Regions from separate parts of the Homo sapiens genome. Here region 2 is linked to region 1. The links are chromatin loops, found by intact Hi-C in ENCODE. Cell type or tissue: endothelial cell of umbilical vein. All regions are shown on one strand. Links, peaks and the distances in the headings refer to the core of each region. The heading gives the core; the rest is flanking DNA.

Region 1 (5,379 bases), core at 243-5,242:
CTGGCTGAATAAAAATCCCACGGGAATTTCTGTTCCCTTTCTATTCCTCTTCCCAGCTCCGGATGTGCATCCTGTGTGGGGACAGAGAGAAACATTCAGGGACAAAACCTAAGTCACGAGGTCTGATGCGATGTGAGAACTCGCGGCTGGCACGCGGGTGGCCATGGGGGGGTGGGGGTCCCACTCCAGCACAGGACTCCATCCTCCTCCACTGCAGCCTGAAAGCAGGGGGCAAAACCAACCTGCTGTCTGAAAGGGTTTTGTTTTTTTGTTTTTTTCTAAGCAAACAAGTCTGACCTTCCATCCCTAGGAAAGGCCTACTTATGATGAGAATTCTGATGTCAATGTGAGGAGACACTGCCCAGACCAGCAACTCCACAGCAAGTCAGAAATACAGAGATTGCCCACCGCATGAAAAATGTCTCCAGTTTTACAAAGGTCAATTGGTAATTTACAAAACCTGATTTTGAGATGACTTTAGGAAATTGTTGCTTCTATACTTTTTCTCTACAGAGCTAGAATACTGTTCAAGCGACAGCAGAAAACATCAGTTCCCTAAACCCAATGTAAAAATTGATGATTTCTCTAGCAATTTGGGCTCAAAGACACTGCAATAGCTTGAACCAGGAACATACATCCTAAGCAGGTAAATCTGTTTTCTTCCCAGGTACGTGGTAGGTTTTACAATGGGAAAGGGACTCCTCCAAGTCACGGTTATTTGTGCATCTCTTCATAAGTGACAGGGGTGAGAAGAATTGCACGCTGGCTTCTGGACAGGAATACAGTTCTAAGCAGCATTCATCAGGCCGCACTCTGGCCCACTTCCTTGTTGTGAAAAGTCACATAGCTCTAGACACTGACCACCTGCACCCCTATTGTTCTGGGCTCTCCGACCTTGGAGCCATAAAGCTTTTGTTTAAGGATCACTTAAGATGTTTTTCAGACCCTGAATTCCAGCAACCAGTTTGAAGACCCCCACAGAGGAATGGCATTGGTGTAGAATATAGCTTCTTCCTCTCCCTGTCCCACGAAGTCACCCTGTACTCTTCCACAAATCAACAATCTCCACGCTGCAGCCACTCCAAAAGCCACAATCCTGAGCCCAAATTCCTCGGGGAGGTGGATTTGAGGTTTTCTCCCATCGCCTCGTTCAGGGATGCTACGATTGAGCCTCTTTCTCTGCTGCAACCCAGTATCTCGGTGTACTGACTCCTGTGTGCATCGGGCAAAGAACCTATTACGCTTACATTTCCCAGTCACCTTTCATGTTTGAGGTTTCATCATTCTGAAAGGTGACACAGAATCATCATGGAACAAGAGCATCCTTCTCCCTACCCAGATAGGTCCTTCATCTGGGCGTCATCAGAGAGGTGGGCTGCTGTCACCTCACTTATAGGTAAAAATATACTTTAGGCAGACTGTGGGGAAAAGGAAGGAGACTAGAGGATGCTGCTCTAGGAAGGATGGCCCAGGGTGGAGGTGATGGGGAATCCTAGAGTGACAGTTGCTAAGTGGGGTATCTGGGGGAAAACAGTTGGGGCAGTGAGCTCAGGACTGGAGTGAAAGGGCCACGGCTAGAAGCCCTGGGGTAAGAAGATGCAATTTCTGATTATTTCTCCTGTAATCCAGGGGTTATCCATATGCACTTATCTGGAGCTGGTCTTTGGGGAGCAGTGAATAGCCTGTTCCTGGACCCTCTTTCTCTCTTCTGCAAAGTCCTGGATGGGCAGGAAATCAGGTGGCTCTCTCCTGTGCAAGAGTCCTTGTTCCAGGCCCTACCTGTTGGGGTTCTCTGCTCGGGTTCAGACAGAGCCTCACCCACTGGGTGCAAATTCACTCACACCAACTCCTCAGCTCCACAGGCGACTGACTGTAGATGTTACTACATTTTCATTTTTCTTGGCTTGTAAGTCCCTAATGACTTTTCCCCCTACTACCTGACATGTTAGAAATGGTCATTCCCATAGCCACTGAAAGATACCCATGTTAATCTCCACCTCTGAGTCAACTGGCCTTGTAAGCACACTAACCCTTCATCACAGAAGAAAGTGAATTATGTGAGTGGGTTGTGGTTGGGAACCACTTACTCCTGAGAAGACAGCAGAATCCCACCACTAACCTATAGGAATGAAGATGACCAAGTCATGCTGGAATAGACTCAAGAGTACAGAGGTGGGCAACTGGCACACCCAAAGGAACACAGGACATAATACAAACCTTCCTTTCCCACCACAATAATAAAACCCCAAAGAGAATGTAATGTTACTGTTTCTCTGTGGAGCAGAATCCCTCTGAGTCCAGCTGTCTGAATCGGGCGTCGTTATTCTAGGTAGGCCACCCACAGCCTTCCAGTAAGCTCCACCAGAAACCCAAACAAAACACAACAAAAAAAACTTGTCAGGGCAGTCTTTGTAAAAGTACAATCCCCTAATGAACATTTTCTATTGTTTCACCCAGGCAGATTTAGAAGCCCGCTAGAGGCTGGTATGCTGGGCGTGGACTCAGTGTGTAGCTGGTGTCCAGTGTTCTGGCCAAGTCCACGAGTTCTCAGGCAAGTGCCAAGAAACCTGCATGCCAGCAACCAGACCACGGGGCATTAGCCGGGGCTGACTCATCACATCCCGCCTCGCCAAACACGTTTTCTCTTCCTGTTACCCAGTGCCAAGTGGCTGTGCTGAACAAGAGGGCACAAAGTAGAACATGCCCTCCCCCTCTCTGCTAAGTTCCTCCCTGATCTACGGCAGGCAGTTCCCACCCAGCCAACAGGCAGAGGCAGCTGCAGCCTGAGTGCGCAGAGGGTAGCTCCTGCCGGGGTGAGGACCGTGGGCGCGGAGCATGCTTCCCAAGAACAGCCCGCAGGGAAGACGCCCAAAACCTAAATCGACATAAACACGGTCCTGGCCACCACGTCCCCCACAGACTCAATGGTCAGGTGGCCGGGGTCACTCTGAAAATGAACTGTTCTCCCACTGAGCTGTGCCTCAACCCAAATTAACCTGAAGTTCTGTTTACAGGGATTGAGAGAAATGAATGGATTGAATTATGCTAATATCTTCCCTTCCCATAATCCTAATTGAGTGATATGGTCTGGCCTTAGAGTTTCTCTGGCACCTTTGTCAAATGACAGAAAAATCAGCTTTTGTGTTTTTGTGTCTGTTATTAAAAAATGTTTTAATGAAGTATTATACCACATAATAGATATATAGAAAAGTCCAGGCAACTTACAGAAATAATACAGATAAATTACAAGAAAGTTGTTATTCCCAGGCAAATATCCAGAGTTCAAAATGAAACTCGAAATCCTTCTAGTCTCTATATACAGACTTTCCTCACTCTGTGAACCCTCACTATCCTAATATTTTCCATAACAACTTGCAAAACATTTTAGCCCCAGTTCACCATCCAAATAGAAAGCCTGTTACACCAGTGTATGTCAGGGTTCTTCAGAAAAACAAAACCAGTAGGTGATATGTGTGTATGTGTGTGGGTGTGGGTGTGTATAGAGATGTATATGTATATACAGAGGGGTGTGTGTGTGTGTGTATATATGTATGTGTATATATAGGTGTGTATGTATGTGTATATATAGGTGTGTATGTATGTGTCTATAGATTTGTATGTGTATATATATAGGGGTGTGTACATATATATGTATGTATATATAAAGATGTGTATGTGTGTATTACATCTATGTATGTGGGGAGAGAGAGAGAGAGAGAGAGAATGAATCAGCCCCCACACATATAGAAGCTGACGAGTCCCAAGGTCTCCAGTTAGCAGGCTAGAGACCCAGGAAGAACTGATGTTTTAGTTCAAGTCCAAAGGCAGGAAAACACCAATGTCACAGCTCAAGCTGTCAGGCAGGAGGCGTCCCTCTTCCTTGGGACAGGGCCAGCCCCTTTGCTCTGTTCAGACTTTGGCTGGTGGAGGAGGCCTACCCGTATCTAGGGGGCAACTGCCTCACTCAGTCCAGTGACTCAGATGTTAAAACCATCCACAAACACCCTCACAGACATACCCAGAATAAGGGTTAACTAAATATCTGTGCATGTGTGGCCAAGTTGACACATGACATTAATCTGCATCCCAAGCAGTGTGTGCCCAGGGCAACACTCAAGGCTGGGCTGGGGCAGGGGGAGGGTGAGAGGCAAGCGGTGTCTCAGCCATTCTCCAACAGGATGGCGACCATAAGTGGGGCGGTAAATGTGCTTATAACATCACTGTTGGTGGCCCCATGCTGTTAACGGAAAAGGTTTTCCAGGAAAGTGGCAAACCGTGAGAAGTAGTGAGGGATCCGAGAGGCCTAATAAAGCCCACACCGTGGAGAAAGTCTACAGTCACGGAGCATCACAAGTGCTGGCTGGACACGTGAACCCATGATGACACACAAGCTCTGACATCCTTGCTATGAAGGTAAATTCAGTCTTGAGGAAACATTTGGTGTTTCAAGTGCTTTATGTGAGGCAGAAATTCTTGAAAGATTATATTGGAGTTTCAGAGTTTTTGTGTATTTGTGTATTTTGTGGTTTTGTGCTTTTGAGTGGGTTGAGCTAGGAAAATGTAATTTTTTGCCATTTAAAATAAAGGCATGTGGGCTCCTGATATTCATAAACTTGCTATGCTCCATCTCTTCATGAGGATTAGATCTGGGTTAAGAAGGAGGCTTTGGACCTGGAATATGACACACCGGAACTACTGTATCATTCTGTAGTGGGCAGTGTGGGCAAGGATTCAGTAGAGGAAAAGAGACATGGAATATGACACACCAGAACTACCGTATCATTCTGTAGTGGGCAGTGTGGGAAGGGATTCAGTAGAGGAAAAGAGTTCTGCATTTTCTTTCTCAATGCACAGGGATAGAGGCATGTAACAGGAGAAAATACATGGGTAGGATGCATGACATACGAATTTTGTCAGTGTTGCCTCATCCTTCAAGTGTGCACCAGCCAAACACGCAAACCTTCCGACACTTCCTGAATGCCAAAATCATCACATCAGAGCCAAGCCAAATGAGGCAGAAACCACCATGCTAAGTGATGAATGCTTCTCTTATTAAGGATTAGTTAATAATGACCATGCTGTAAATTACTGTATCATATGTCCAAAGACATCCCCAGTGGACTGGTGAGTAAGTTTCAGTAACTTGTATGAGTAAAAACGATAAGCAGGGCCTCCTAAACTCTCCCCTATCCAGAATCCGAATTGAGTAATATGGTCTGGCCTTAGAGTTTCACTGTCACCTTTGTTGAATGAAAGAAAAATCAGCTTTTGTGTTTTTATGTCTGTGTTATTAAAAAAAAGTTTTAATAACATGTTATACCATATATTAGATGTACAGAAAAGTCTAGGCAACCTAAGGAAATAATAGAGATATATTAC
Region 2 (5,379 bases), core at 1-5,000, 130 kb after region 1:
TTTGCAGCTTCACTCCTGAAGCCAGTGACAGCACGAGCCCGCCAGGAGGGACGAACAACTCTGGACGTGCCAACCTTATGAACTGTAACACTCACTGTGAAGGTTTGCAGCTTCATTCCTAAAGTCAGCGAGACCATGAACCCACCAGAAGGAAAAAATTCTGGACATATCTGAACATCTGAAGGAACAAGCTCCAGACATACCATCTTTAAGAACTGTAACACTCATCACTAGGGTCTGTGGCTTCATTCTTGAAGTCAGGGAGACCGAGAACCCACCAATTCTGGACACAAAAGGAGACTTGCTGAGGCCAGAGGCACAGTTCAAACTTCAGTCAGATGCAGAATCGGAAAAGTTTCAGCCTTGCTGCCCCTCTCCTCCCATTTTTGACTCTGGAAAGGCCTGTGAGGGACCTGTTTGGCGTATCGAGTGAGGACTGCTCTTTTTTAACAGCAGCCGCTTGTCTCTCCCATATCTTCTCACCCCTTCTGCTCTGAATCAGGCTTTGTTCCCTAGTGAAGCACAGAAAGCAGGGAAAATTGGAGAAGGTGGAAAGGGCAGAGAGGCAGCGCCAGAGCACAGATCTAGCCACAACGTGTCCACCCCACTGCGTTTAGAAAATGCAAGGAAGGATGTACCAAAACTGCAGGTTACAACACTGTATCTTAGAAATTTTCTGAGCTTAAGAAATAGATGCCATACCCCACGACAAAAAGAAGTGGGTTGCACAATGGACTTGTACCATTTCCTGATACAAATGATGCTTATTTCCCAAGAAAAATACGAGGCATAGCCAATGGCCTAGGATGCAAAATTATAAACCAACTCATTGCTCCACTGGAAACCACGCCCTTCTTCTAGATTCCGTCTTGACATAAGGTCCAAGTTTCTTATCTGCACCCTCCACACGGCATCTCCTACCCCTAATTCCTCTCTGACACCTGCAGCCACGGCTGACCAGTGTGACCAGTGCTGATCGGTGGCCCCAGGAAGGCTGAGCTCTCTCCCTGCAAGTTGCACCAGGATTCTGTGCCCCGAAGGGAAAACTGTTCCTGGTGATTCCCGTGTCCCAGTTCCTTCCTTTTGTGATTCCAGCTCACAGGACCAGGCCTCTCCCTGGATCTCCCCCTGCCCGCCCCCCCCCCCGCCCCCGCCCAAGATCTTGCTCTTGGTGGCCTGTCTCCCAGAGATGAAAAGTCCTGTCTTGACCCTTGTTTGACCCTTGTGGCCCAGGGCTGGGGCCTGACACCTGCAGCAGGTGCCTAGAATGTTAATGCCACCAACTTTTCCTGTCCTCTGCTGGGAATGCCTTGTCCACCAGCAGCTCCTGCCGAGATCCCTTGATCGGCTCCTTCTGTGAGTCTCGACACCACCCACCACCGCACTGTTCTCCCGCAGAGATGACAGACAGCTTAGGTTTAAGTCTTCTGATGCCCAGCAAGAATATACAAAGAAAACTGGCCTAACCAATGTATTAATAGTAAAATCTGGTTCATTCGTAAGTAGAGTTCTGAGGGTTTTGAGATGCTGCTGTTATGTTTAAGCTACAGGCAATTTACCCAAGGAATGTGATGTTGAAATATGTTTCAGAATAAACTTCCGCTTGAAAATTACAGGCAATAAAATGTACCAGCTTTCTCCTTTTCTTCTTCATTAATGAATTGAGGAACATAAAAGCTCAATTAAAAATAAAGACTCATGCGTCACTTAGTTGTTTTTAGTCCTTTCAATTTAATAAAACATTGGTATTGAGGTGTCGTAGGAAAATGGAAAGTCACTGCTCCGTGTCTGGCTCAGTATCCACGTTTGGCTTACATCATAAATCCAGAGCCATGGGGAGTGTCTTTTCCCTACTTCATCGGAGCCTAGAATGCCCACAGGTGGGGTCCGGTGTGGGCAGCACAGGGGAAGCATAGAGAGGGTGAGACAGCCCTGGGGAAAGGCAGGGGCAGGGAGCAAGCTCCGAGGGCAGGGCCAACATGTCAGGTTTACTGCTGAACTCCAGGGTCTAGAACAGAGTGAGAGGGAGGAGGGACTCCATAATTAGCTGTCGAATAAGTGGAATCCCAAGAAGAAAACTGGGTGGGAGTGTGGAGATAAACACTAGCAACAACGACACAAAGAAAGCAAGGATTGCTTCATAGCCGGGACAAGCTCATTCATCGGAAACCATGAAATGGAACCTGTCTCCCCACACCCAGCAAAATAACAGCCCTACTGCCTGTCCTCAGAGCGCCCTATGACCACCACCTACCTCAGTAAAGAGACAACCCATGCATTTGACCACATCCTAAGCCCTTTTTCCCCTTCTCTGTTTCTTCTCAAAGGCCAGGTGATCATGTGGGTTCCAGCTTTATAACCACATTCCTTAGACCCAAACCAATGAGTTGAAGGCATGAATGAAGTAGGTAAGTGAAGGCATGAATGAAGAAATGCAACGAGAAACTAGGGGAAGGCCTACCAGCTGATGGACGTCAGATGGGTCTCGCCGCTTGCCCTCGGTGAAGCCCAGCCTGAGACCACAGCTGGCAGCTGTGCTTCTGTGGGAGAAGATCCAAGCGCTGCTCAGGGGTCACAACATGCAACATGACTCTTTCTACAGGGCAGGGGCAAGCCCTTAACCATGGAAACACATGCATTTCCACGACAACTCATACCTACGTGTGCCTCTGTGTTGGAGAGTATTGCATATTGCAGATGTCCAAAAGTGCACAAAGTTTTAACTTTATCAATTACATGAAGTGATGCTCTCCTAACTCAGAGTTACATTTTGGCAAGAGCCAGAAATGTACCAATGTATTTCCAAGCAAGCAGTGAGTAAACAGGAAGCAAAGTGTTTGCTCCCCATGATCAATTATAATCTACAGACCACATTCCTTCCACTCTAGAGACCTAGAAATATGTTTTTAAAGTATCTCATTAGTTTAAATTATGATTTTAAATTACTTTATTAGTTACTTGTGTGGCCATTTAAATAAGTCAGATTTTACTGGGAATAAATCAATGATTCATCTAAGGACAATGTGTGACTCAAATATTTCCTTCCATTAATCAGTAAATGTTCCTTTTCCCAACGTGCTTCCCCGCCAAGGAAATCAATGTCTCTGGATAACTAGGTAGGCGCAAATATGTCAGAGCACATCAGACTGAGAACACAGAAGGGAAACACATCTGGAGCTTTTCGCATCCAGGGCCTCACTCCACCGCTGATACGCTGGTAGCTGAATCTCGTCCGACCACATGGTGGGTGAGGCTGGGACAGCCTGGAGATACAGGAGAGAGCAGCTAGCGAGAGGTCCTTGGGGTGTTCGGCAGCTGTGGTCCCTAAGGTTCCAGCCCCCAGGCAGGCCTACAACAGCCACGGCACCTCCCCTTCCCTTCTCAGGACCCAGAGCTCACCAGGCAGCAGCAAGGGGCTACCGTGCAGGAGTTCATCTTGGACCCTATCCCAGACACGCTCTTGTAGGAACCCAAGATAACTGGAGGAGTCTATAAGGAGGTGTTGTCATCTAGATGTAGCTGGGGACAGAGATCAGAAAACAGGGCCCAACCTCCCCAGTGAGGTAGGAGACGGGACTTGACTCTGGAGGCAGGGTTCAGATACTGGACCAAACTGAGACCCTGCTAACACAGGGACGGAGGTCAGGGGATGTACCCATCAGTGTGCCATGTCTGTTTACTATTGCCATGGCAACCCCCAGGCATTACCGCCCCTTTTCATAGCAATGACCCCACAACCCAAAAGTTACTGCCCTTTTCCTAGAAATTTCTGCATAAACTGCCCCTTAATCTACATGTAATTTAAAGTGCGTATAAATATGACTGCAGGCCTGCCCTGAGCTGCTACTTTCTGCCTAGCAGGTAACTCTGCTCTGCAGGAGCAGTCACAGAGCTGTAACACTGCTGCTTCAACACAGCTGTTTTCTTCCACCCTACCGTCTGCTTGCTCTTGAATTCTCTCCTGGGTGAAGCCAAGACCCTTTGAAGGCTAAGCCCCAATTTGAGGCTCACCTGTCCTGCATCACCAGGAAGACCAGAGACCAAAGGTGGGGTCTCACCGGGTGCAGTCATCCTCAAGCCTTCACCCTGCTCTCTGCCCTCCTCTGCTCTGCCCCAGAGGCCCCAGGAATCCGGCAGATGCCGTTGGATGTATCCACAGTGCAGCTCCATCCCCGAAAGCCTCACCTCCAGCCTACATCGCTTTTACCTCCCAACTTGAACATTTATCACCCTTCCCCCTGAACAACTTGATTTGTTTTCTAAGAAAAATTCTGAACCTACTTTTTAATAATTAAATGCCCTTTCTCCTTCTTTCCAATTTATAATAAGAGAATGTCTTACAAATCTGAAAAGCAACAAGAAACATTGTGCCAGAGGAGGAGCTAAAAGAGGCTATCCTTACTTGAGAGAGCGTGGTACTGGGAGCCACACTGCAGGGAGGCCCTTGCAGGAAGAGGGAGATGTCACTGCGGGATGGTAGCTCCAGAGCCCTGCAAGGGCCAACCGGCTTCCATGGAAGCACCCCAACCTCGAAGTCCCCATCCAGTGGGCGGAGCTCAGCACTACAAGGAAGCTCAGACATGACCCTGATGGAGTATGGGTGGGTGTGCAGGCTGCGGGGACAGAGGCCGAGGAAAGCTCAGGCAGGACCCTGATGGAGTGTGGAGTGTGTATGCAGGCTGGGAGGACAGAGGCCGAGGAAAGCTCAGGCAGGACCCTGATGGAGTGTGGGGTGTGTGTGCAGGCTGGAAGGACAGAGGCCGAGGAAAGCTCAGGCAGGACCCTGATGGAGTGTGGGGTGTGTGTGCAGGCTGGGAGGACAGAGGCTGAGAAGGGCAATGGTTAAAATGATCTGTTGGCCATTTCTATCACTGTCCATCCCACTTGTCCTCCCTCAGACACTCGGGACAAGAGTCCAAGGATCCCAGACCTCTGACTTTCTTTCTGCCCTAGTTTCATGGAGGTGAACTGATGGATTCATAGCCATGCATCTTTGAGAGTTGTTGGAGTACAGTTTCATTCCCTAGGATTAGGGAAGATCTTGGATTCAAATCCATAGACTCTTCCTGAGCTCCCACTGCATCCCAGCTTTTGAAAGAATTCCTCCCCGTGCACCACCACTCTTCACCCTCACGACAATTCTATGGGCATCACGTTTCTTATGGCAAAGAGCCTTGTAGGACTGAGGTTCAAGCTGGGTTCACACAGCCAGGTACTTGGTGCCCTTTCTCCCACCACATCTCCTACCACCTCCTTGCTGCCTTGCTCCCCGGCTAAGCTGGGTCTGTGCCTCTATCTCCATGGTATCTACATCACTGCTTTTAACTCCTACCATCGAGTGATCCCGCAGACAATGCACCATGGTGATGGACGATGGGC

The links. Peaks named below come from ENCODE experiments on the same cell type or tissue, not always from the same donor. Only the 100,000 strongest peaks of a DNase experiment are listed, where the experiment ranks them.
Region 2: a loop joins it to region 1, with 3 times the contacts of the local background. A loop is called at or near these places in 11 of 110 quality-filtered maps.

Annotation. Positions count from the first base shown.
Region 1 is chr6:166,554,449-166,559,827 of GRCh38, forward strand. All of the region lies in intron 1 of RPS6KA2 (ribosomal protein S6 kinase A2), which reads right to left. Among named protein-coding and RNA genes, the nearest start is that of RAMACL, 30 kb to the right of the region's middle. In endothelial cell of umbilical vein, for the core only: no CTCF peak of the experiment used is centred there; a DNase peak (open chromatin) is centred at 2,613; H3K27ac peaks cover 2,532 bases.
Region 2 is chr6:166,680,556-166,685,934 of GRCh38, forward strand. It overlaps a transcript of RPS6KA2 not described here. Among named protein-coding and RNA genes, the nearest start is that of RPS6KA2, 56 kb to the left of the region's middle. In endothelial cell of umbilical vein, for the core only: no CTCF peak of the experiment used is centred there; a DNase peak (open chromatin) is centred at 3,116; H3K27ac peaks cover 1,136 bases.